2 separate regions of the Homo sapiens genome follow, and region 1 is linked to region 2. A link is a loop called in an ENCODE intact Hi-C map of the cell type or tissue named here. Cell type or tissue: endothelial cell of umbilical vein. All regions are shown on one strand.

Region 1 (5,000 bases), 63 kb before region 2:
AATCAGCGAGATAGAGACCTGTGGGTTTAACACAGAGATAACCTGAGAAGATTGCACATCTGCTCTGATACAGGACCACTTTGTGGGTGTGTGTGTATGTGTGTGTGTCTGTGTGACAGTGGTGCTCCTTTTACCTGAAAGATCAAAGTTTCTGAATTATTAGGCTGAAAATGCATTTATGGTGCATTTCTTAAAGGTCTCATTAGTATTTAAATGGTACAGGAAAGTGCAGATAAATTGCGCATTATGAAAAGAGCCAGTGGGACTGGCAGGTAACATTATTTCCCTGGCTACCCAAATCCATCCGTCTTCTTCCATGTTTGTCTCAGCAGAAATCCATAGTTAGGAAGATACTCTTTTGGCCAGGTTAGGGCTGCACTTTGAGTGCATTTTCCCATGTTTGAAATAAAGCCAGGGCCATGTTGCTGGGTAGTTTTGGGTCTTTGAATTCTATCTCCATGACTGGCATGGTTTTCTGAGAGGTTTTCTCATCTGTCCAACAGGAGTAATAATAGTACTTGTCTCTAAATTGGAGAAGATTAACGACTTGAAAAAATTCACATTAAGCGTTTTGCATAGTGCCTGACAAATTTTAAACGTTCAATATATGTCACTTTTTATAATTATCTGTATCACTGCTGTTATTTCATTACGAAATGTGTCTGGCACATAGCAGATTGTCAATGAACATTGCTTCTTTTTCTTTTCAGTAACCCCTCTGGTACTGTGATTGTGTGGCCCTTGAAAAGTCATCTTCCTCTTTGGGCATCCTATTTACAATAAAACAAAGATGGCCCCTCCCAGCTTTACAAGTTCTCTGTACTGAGTCTCTGAGTCAATGATTCTGGTCACACCACAGTTAAAGAATCCGAAAGCATAGTTGTAGGGAAAAGTAATGCACACCTAATGAGGATGCAAAGAGCAGGTCTCAAGATGCTGATTTGGTTGTGAAGGTTTGCTCCTATAATCCAATAGATGTAATTAGGAGGGGAAAACAGAAATGGGGTATTGTAGCAGCTTCAGTATTGCCATACTGTTATGGCTTTCAAAATGCGGTTTAATAGCTAGTCAAATGGCTCTTATTAAGGTGCACGTGATTGAAACACCAGGGCATACCACCAGCCTTGATGGTGATGGGGGCCTAGCTCTGTATATTCACTACTTACAGAATTCAGCTGAACACAAGTTAAAGCAGCAAAATGATTCAAGGACAAGTCATTTTTCTTTTTCTTTTTTTGGAACGTAGTCAGAGATCTGGAGTAGGACTCCCAGGGATCAGAGTAAGCATTCATGACTTATTGGTAGTGTGATTATACCACGTTTCTTAGCTCAGTTTCCTTATCTGTAAAATGGGAATATTAACTGTTGTGGAGTGGTGGTAGTGCTTTAACAAAATGAAGCATAGTATAGTGCCTGGCACTTAGTAATCTCAAGAAATGTCATTTTGTTGTCATTTGTTTTTTAAAAATGTAGCAGTTGAGCAAAGTTCTATCTGAAGACTCTTTATTTTAAAAAAGTCTTAATTTGAAGCATGGAGAGTTGGCTGATCATGTGTCAATTAGCAAAATATTTTAATGGATATTAATTTTTTAAAAGATATCGTAAAGAACTTGGGCAACGATACGGAAAGAATTGTGTATTGACGCAGTTTGTATAGTTCAATAAATATTGTATCAGGTCCAGGATGGAAAAAGGATGTTGCCGAAATAATTGTGATGTGATAGTTTAAAAAAATAAATCCAACAATAGGCCAGTGTACTGGCCAGCAGGAAGCTCCAACAATACCCCCACCTTTTTCCTGTACCTTACCCGGAGTTCCTTCAGGCGACACAGATAACCGATGGGTGATAAAGTCGAGGACCGGGTCTGGTGCCAGCTGAAAATAGAAGAATTAGTGTCAAACTGTTATCTGATCAGAAAATGGACTTAGCAAACACCCTTCCCAAGCAGCGTTTAAGAAAAGTTTGTTGTGGGGGAAAAGTCTTCTTTTCACCTGAACGGTCCCTCTTAGTCACAGTGACTCACTGAGACCCAGTTCTCTGGAAGCCCAACCACTGGCTCGTCTAGTTGCAGGGGGAATTCTTGCATCATGCATGAAGCCCTCCTTGGAGCAATAATGTAAACAGGAATTCCTTGCATTTATAAAGCGCTCTATGCTTTCACCATGCCTGCCCATTCTTTATTCTACTTAGCTCTAGGAGCAACTCCTTGCTTTGAGTATTATTGGCACAGCTGTGAACCTGGGAAGTGACTCATCCTTTCTATGCCTCAGTTTCCTCATCTGTAAAGTGGGGAATAATGATCTTATCTATCTCACTGGGTTGTTACTAGAATTGTGTGAGATAACGCAGGCAAAGAATTTAGCAATATAGCAGGCATTACTTGCTGTATTTTAATAATCAAATAATCAGTAATTATTATTAATATCAATCTTGTGAGGGACAGTATTATTGCCATTTTAGAAGTGAGGAAACTGAGGCTCATTCAGTCAATATATTTATTGAACAACCAAGTCCCAGGCATTATTTTAGGTTGGGCTGAGGGGAGGGAGGGAGGGACGGTAAACAAATAAACATGAACACAAGATGTACTGCGTTCTGGTATGTGATATGAAGAGCCTAACACTGAGTAAGGGAAAAGAGAGTAAAGAAGTTGGGTCGGGAGGTTTGCTTGTTTAGACAGGGTAGTCAGAGAAAGCCTCACTGCTGAGGGTACCTTTGAGCAGAGACCTTCATAAAGTGAGAGAATGAGGCTTGCCAACATTTCGAGGAAGAGCATCCAGGCAAAGGGAAGAGCCACTGCCAAGGCCATGCAGCAGGAGGGTCTCAGCGTGTCATGGGAAATGGCAAAGACCTCTTTGTGCTCGGAGCAGAGTGAGCCAGGGCAGTCCGGGGACAGGAGGTTGGATTAAAGGAAGCCAGGCTTTGAAGGCTGTGGTGAACACTTGTGATTTTGTCCAGTGGGAAGCCACAGGAGGCTTCTGAGTTGAGCTTTTGATCTGAATTAAACTTTGTGTAATGCTCACCCTGGATGCTATGAAGATCATGTATGGTAGGTAGGCAAGAATGGAAGCAGGGCTATCCGTCTGGAGACTTTTTCAGTTCAGACTAGCAAGGATGGTGGCTTGGATGTGAGTAGTAGAAGTGGAGGTGGTAGAGATGGCCACAGACAGTGAGGAATAAAAAGGGCACGTAAGATTCCATTCATTCCCAATCCTTGAGGAACTATTGGTCTACCAAGGGACAGAGACATGTCAAAGAAACAAAGGGCTTCCCTCGACCTGCCCCTGCTGCCACCTGACAACATATTATCATTGAGGACATAAACTCCATGGGTATTCCATAAGCTCCAGAGAGAATGTTCTATGAGAATTAGTAACGGGGTCATGATGGGCTTGCATGGTCAACAAAAGCTCTAAGAAGAAAGTGGGACTTCAAGTCTACTTCAGAAAATTTGAATAGCAAGAAATAAAGGCAGGAAACTACTTAATTTTGAGGAATCTGTATAAGGAAAGACACAAACCAGATCAAATATAATATTTAATGTCTCTGAACATTTAGGTTACTTCTATAATTTTGCTGTACAAAATAATGCTACAATGACATGCATTAGCTGTATAACTTTGGACAAGTGACTTAACCACGCTGGACTCAATTTCTTCCTCTATAAAATAAAGAAACCAATAGTATTTATCTCATAGGGCTGTTGTGAGGATTAAATTGGTAGTAATGATTAGAACGGTGCCCAAAGTCTATTAAACATTATATAGGTGTGAGCATTTCTTTAGAGTAAGTACTTAAGGGTAGAATTACAGAGTTACAGAACATACACATTTTAAATATAAATAAAGTTTTATTGTAACACAGCTATGCCCATCCATTTACATACCCTCTATGGATGCTATTGTGTTGCAGTGGCAGAGTTGAGTAGTTAAAACTTTGACCTGCAAAATCAAAGATATTGATATTTACCGCGTGGTTTTTGTTGAAAAAGTTGGCTAACCTCTGTAATGGACACAGCTTGATTGTACTTAAAAGTGACTTTACCGATTTACATTCCCTTTAGGATTCAGAGTATGAGAATATCCACTTCTGTCTACTCTTGCTAACACTTGATATTATTAATTTTGAAAATTTTAGTCAAGCTGATGAATATAAAATGTTATCTAAATTTAACTTCCATTTCCCTGACCAGGAATATCAAAGATTTTGATCTCAAGCTCATCTGACACTCTTTAAAAATTTTGAGCACTCCAAAGTTTTGTTTCGGCATTGTTTCAAAGGTTTGCAAGTCTCTTTAATATTTGTTTAATAAAGGGTGGATGGATTTTCATATTAGTTTCTGCATTCACTCCGCTGATTTGTTTCGTTTGAAGAAAATTGGCCTCACATAGATTTGGGATTGGAAAAGAAAGGAATACTCTGGAAATCTCTTGAGATAAATATAAATATTCTTTGTTGCTACATCCAAACTCTGTAAGTGGTATTTTCTTAAGTGTTAGCTTTAGTGTGGAATCTGAAACCATAGCAGTGGACTTTTCATGCTCTGTAATATTAAAATCCATTAGTCCATCTTGCACTTTGAATGGATATTTTACCCACTCATGAATTTATAATAACATGCATTGGTTATTTGGAAAATATTAGTTCACTTAGTTTTGCGTATCTTCCAAATTTGACACATTTCATTATGCAACAACAATAAAAAAATCACACTCATTAATATCATCATCAGTCTCATCAGAAAAGGCTTTAAGTGTTAAGAAGCTGTCACACTCACATAGGCAGATATAACTTTCCTAACCTTTATTTTTTTCAAGAAAGCTCAAAGTTTGTCATTGACAATAAATACTGTGAATTGTCTTCCTCGATGTGATTGGCTCACTTTGTTCATTTTTGAGAAAATATCTGCCAAATATACATCTGAATAACTATAATTTGTGAGTTGCTTTTCAACTAAAATGGTATTGCACAAAATAAGCCATTAGTTGAGCTTGCAAC
Region 2 (5,000 bases):
GTATTTTTAGTAGAGACAGGGTTTCACCATGTTGGCCAGGCTGGTCTCAAACTCCTGACCTTGTGATCCGCTCACCTCGGCCTCCTAAAATGCTGGGATTACAGGGGAGAGCCACCATGCCCAGCCTTGATTATACAGCTCTTAAGTAGTGATGGTCATAGGTGAGCAGGGAGTCTGGCTCACGGGATAAAGTTATTAACCACGAAGCTCAGAGCCTCTCTAATAAATGTTAGCTATTATTATTATCATTCCTAACTATTCTAGAGAACCCTAGGACCCGAGAATGTAACAGCTATTCAGTTCTTTAGTCATATTAATTTGGGAATACTCAAAATGTCTCAGCATATTAAAGCATTTGAGAAGTCAGATAGTAAAGACATCATTTATTTTTTTTAAGTAGACTTTTTACTTTAGAATGCTTTTAGATTTACATAAGAATTGCAATGACGGTAGAGAGAATTCTCATGTATGCTGTGCCCATTTTCCCCAGCTGTCAAGATCTTACGTTAGTATGATCTTAGTCTGATCTTAGTATGATCCTTAGTTTGTCAAAACTAATGAACCAATATTAATACATTACAGTTGACCCTTGAACAATGGGTTTGAACTGCATGGGTTTACTTACACCTGCATTTTTTTCAGCCAAAGGCGGATCAAAAATACGCATGTGTGAGATGAAAAGCCCTCATACAGGGCGGGCTGACCTTTTCGTCTATGTGGTTCCTCAGGGTTGACTGCAGGACTTGAGGATTTTGGTCAATGCAGGGGTCCTGAAACCAATTCTCTGCATATACCAAGGAACCACTGTATTATTAGCTAAACTCCACACTTTATTCAGATTTCTTCAGTTTTTTCATAATATTTTCAGGCTTCCCTGCACAATACCACGTTGCATTTGGTCATCATGTCTCTATAGGGTCTTTTTGCTTGGAACAATTTCTCAGACTTTTCTTATGTTTGTTAACCATGAATGTTTTAAGAAGTGCTGGTTAGGTATTTGGCAGAATGTCCCTCCCTTTGGGCGTGTCTGCTGTTCTTCTCATGATTAGACAGGGGTGATGGGTTTTGGGGACAAAGACTACCAAAGTACAGTGCCATTCTCATCACATCCTATGAAAGGCACATGTTACCAACATGGCTTATTAGTGACGATGTTAAGCTTGATCACCTGGCTGACTTAGTATTTGTCAGGTTTCTCCACCACATGATTACTCTTTTTTCATGTTTCCTTACCATACTCTTTGGAAGGAAGTCACTAAGCCCAAGCCCAAGCTTAAGGGGTAGGGAGGCTCCATCTCCTTGCAAGGGGGGTGTCTACATAAATCACTTGTGATTCTTCTGCATGGGAAATGTGTCTCATCTCTTCCATTTATTTATTCAACCATGTATGTATATCAGCATGGATTCATGGATGTCAGTATTGTACATTGAGTTATAATCCAGTACTATGTTATTTATCTTGTTATTCAAATTTTTCCACTTTTGGTCACTCATTGCTACTGAGGTGTTGTTGCTTTCAGACTCTCTCAGCAGTGAGAGTTTAGAAACATATGTGTGTATACTAATGCCATTTAATGTTTTGTTTTGTTTTGTTTGAGACAGAGTGCTCACTTTGTTGCCCAGGCTGGAGTGCAGGGGCACGATCTTGGCTCACTGCAACCTTCGTCTTCTTGGCCCAAGGAATCCTCCCACCTTAACCTCCCCAGTAGCTAGGACCACACGACACCACCATGACGGGCTAATTTTTTTTTTGTAGAGATGGGATTTCACCATGTTGCCCAGACTGGTCTCACACTCCTGGACTCAAGAGATCTGCCCACCTCAGCCTCCCAAAGTGCTGGGATTATAGGCGTGAACCACCGCGCCGGCTCATTTAATGTTTATAAGCAAATGTTTCCCAAATTTCTTTGACTTCGGGGACCTCCTTCCCTCTCAGTACCCCAAACATTGGTTAACACACCTCAGAAGGTTAATATTCCATGGGATCCAATTTGCTAAGTGGGACTATAGCAATAGCATTTGTCTATCTCAATTTTAACAATAGAAAGTATTAGTAACAGTAGCTACAATTATAATAGGTACCGTTTAGCGACTATCTATTATGTACTGGTCCTACAGGTTAAGGTGGTGGGGGAGACTCCTGAGTCCTCATTCTCAAGGGATTCGGAGTCTAGTGAAAGACAAACAAATTACAGATCAGTGTCATAAGTGATTTGCTGGAGATAAAGGCCTCCATTCATGGTATTGTTCATGCCTGAATAACTGCCTGTCTTTCTGCCTTCCTCTTTCCTCTCTCTGGTGCATTACCCAAGGTGAGCTAGAGTGAACCACCTCAAATGCTGTTAAGGAAGTATCTCTCTCCTTTGGAAACCCTTCAAGGGTTTCCTGTTGACCTCAAGATAAAGCCCAGCAGGACTAGGACTAGAGGGAGACCAGCAAGACACCTCAGGACAAATGTTAGGAAGGGCTTGCTCAGATGCAACCTTGCACTTGCACGTTCCTGGCAGTGAGCGCATCCTTAGATTGTGCCCAGATTTCTTTTGGTGACTTACAAGGCCTTTTATGATTGGGTCTCTGTAATATGGACTCTTTAACTGCCGTCTCCACCACAGGCTCTCTTTCTGCAGCCACATCTGACATGCTTCTCTTCCCCAGGCTCTCTCTTCACAGCAAGGTCCAGGTGTTTCTGGAAGAATCTTCTCCTCTTCATCTGACCAATTCCTACTCTTTCTGCCAGTCTTGGGTAAAGGTTATGTGCTCCGGGAAGATTTCCCTGTCCTCAACTCAGGCTCTCCATCGAGATCCTATTTTCAAGCATGTCTTCCCCGCTCCTAGCGCCCTCTACTGGCCTAGAGAGGCACTGATTCTATTGATTGTCTACTAGGTTGTGTCTTTCCTGCCTGGATTTTCGCTCACTGTTTAATTTCCACTGCCTGGCACGTGGCCATGAGTGCTCAATACTGTCAGGTTGAGTAAATGAACACATGATTGTATGTGGGAATGAACTCAGACTGAACATCAGGAAAGGCTTCCAGGAGCAGGTGATGCTTAAGTTAAATCAAAAAGGAAAGATGAAGCTTCAGTAAGGCTGAGAACTTTAATAATAGGTTGAACCCCATCCAAAATTGTCATTTATGTAAACAACAAATGGTTGAGTGTTCATAAGCATCAACCTAATAATAGGTAACATCATTGAATATTTAGTGTGTTATGCTCTTTAAATGTATCAATTTATTATTGATGCTATTAACCCCATGGGATAAATACTTCTATTATTTACATTTGAAAAATGAAGAGATTGAGGTACAGAGAAGGTGAGTAACAGACCCAAAGTCACACAGCTCAATAACAAAGCCAGAGCTCCAGCCTAGGTCATCCACTCTGGAACTCAGAACCCTTGGCCTGCATCATGAAAGCAAGGACAGGGAAGGTATAAGAAGATGAGACGTGCATTTTTCATAGAGATCTGTTGCACAGATTGAAGGTACAGTGATAGCTGAGGAGGAGCTGCAGTCATCTTGAGGTGGTCATCCTAATATCATTACATGGTTTCTTTTAGCCACCTGTTCCCTTAGCCAAGATACCCCCTGACTTCCACCTCCTGTCAACTAAGGCACCTTCAGGATATAGAATATAGCCTGGCATTTTAGGGGGTGTAAACCAAATCATCTCAGCTCTGCCCCAGGGTGTCAGCCCCATGCTGCCTAACCCATATATTTGAGCTGCTTGTTGTGGGCTTTAAGGTCGTTAGTAAGCTCCAAGAAGGCCCTGTTTTGATAAGAGAGAGCAGTGCTGTCCCCTTTGGGCACGGCCCTTCCCCTGGAAGGATGCAAACAGATTTTGAATATGTAATACTAACTGAAAGAGGCAGTATGGCTTAATGACCTTTAGCTGGTAAATCTAAGACATTACCGAGAGGGGTAGGAAAGGAGCTGCAGGTCCCAGATAAGTGCTTTAATTGCACCAATAACCCCATGTAGTTTTCCAAGGCCTCAGTTTCAATATCTGTAAAATGGGGATAGAGCCTGCCTGTCTCATTACATTCTGGTCCCTCTTAACTTTCATGTTCACTTATGGTTCTTACCACATCATGGTTCAGATTGATGTTCTATACAGCTGTGCTCCAAATACATTTTGGGTTTTATATTTCCTACCCCAGTGGAGTGACTTAGACTGCAGGGAGAGGTTACAAAGAGGAATCATTAAAAAGCCCTTAGTAATAATTGGTGAAATATTTACATGACAGATTTAGATTTATTCAGGTGATTTTATTCCTGAACAAAACACTGCTTTTTGTATGTATAAATGGCTGCTTAAAAGACAAAAACCCTTTAACATGAGAAAAAACACATCTTGGGTAAAGACCTGCACGATTAAAAATAAGAAGCTTCAAATGGCAACCTGGGAGCTGATGGTTTGACGGTTTGGGCTTCAGATGGAATTCCACCTATGGAACCCTCCAAACCTTTAAGTATAATTAAGCACAAAATACCACCTGAAGGAACACTGGAGATTAGACATAAACCCACAGAAGCCAGAAAATTCAGGTCACCAGCCTCATTCTGCCCTGGTTAGAGGGTGCTTTGATGCTGTTCTCTCCCTGGGGGTCAGGAGCTGCATATAATCTCCTAAACGATAAGGACCAAAAAAAGGGCACAAAAGCTTGAATTAAAGGCAACGCGTATACCAATTTTCAGCTGCTTCCCTTTTGTCAGCTGAAGGAAGCCTATAGATTCTATTTAGCACACTTAGAAATGAAGTTTCCTGATTTGGAAAATCAAACGTTTAAGCTGTACAAAGAAAATAGCCACCTTCAACCTCTACTTATATAACCTGAAATCCTGTACAATATACTCCAACCAAGGGGGTCCATTTCTTTGGGGCCCTGCTCCTTTTCTTTTGGGTTTGAAGAGGGCTTGGGATTGTTGAACTTGCTCAACATCACACAGCAAGAATGGAGCAGAGCTGGGATTTGAACCCCCAAATTGATGTTTATTTCT

The links. Peaks named below come from ENCODE experiments on the same cell type or tissue, not always from the same donor. Only the 100,000 strongest peaks of a DNase experiment are listed, where the experiment ranks them.
Region 1: it touches region 2 in a loop (5-fold over the local background); 2 of 110 quality-filtered maps call a loop at or near these places.

What each region holds. Positions count from the first base shown.
Region 1 is chr4:16,855,465-16,860,464 of GRCh38, reverse strand. All of the region lies in intron 1 of LDB2 (LIM domain binding 2), which reads left to right. Among named protein-coding and RNA genes, the nearest start is that of LDB2, 41 kb to the left of the region's middle. In endothelial cell of umbilical vein, no CTCF peak of the experiment used is centred here; DNase peaks (open chromatin) are centred at 1,244 and 1,944; H3K27ac peaks cover 3,398 bases.
Region 2 is chr4:16,792,881-16,797,880 of GRCh38, reverse strand. The region is part of intron 1 of LDB2 (LIM domain binding 2); the gene reads left to right. Among named protein-coding and RNA genes, the nearest start is that of LDB2, 100 kb to the left of the region's middle. In endothelial cell of umbilical vein, a CTCF peak has its summit at 2,830 (motif pointing left); a DNase peak (open chromatin) is centred at 2,850.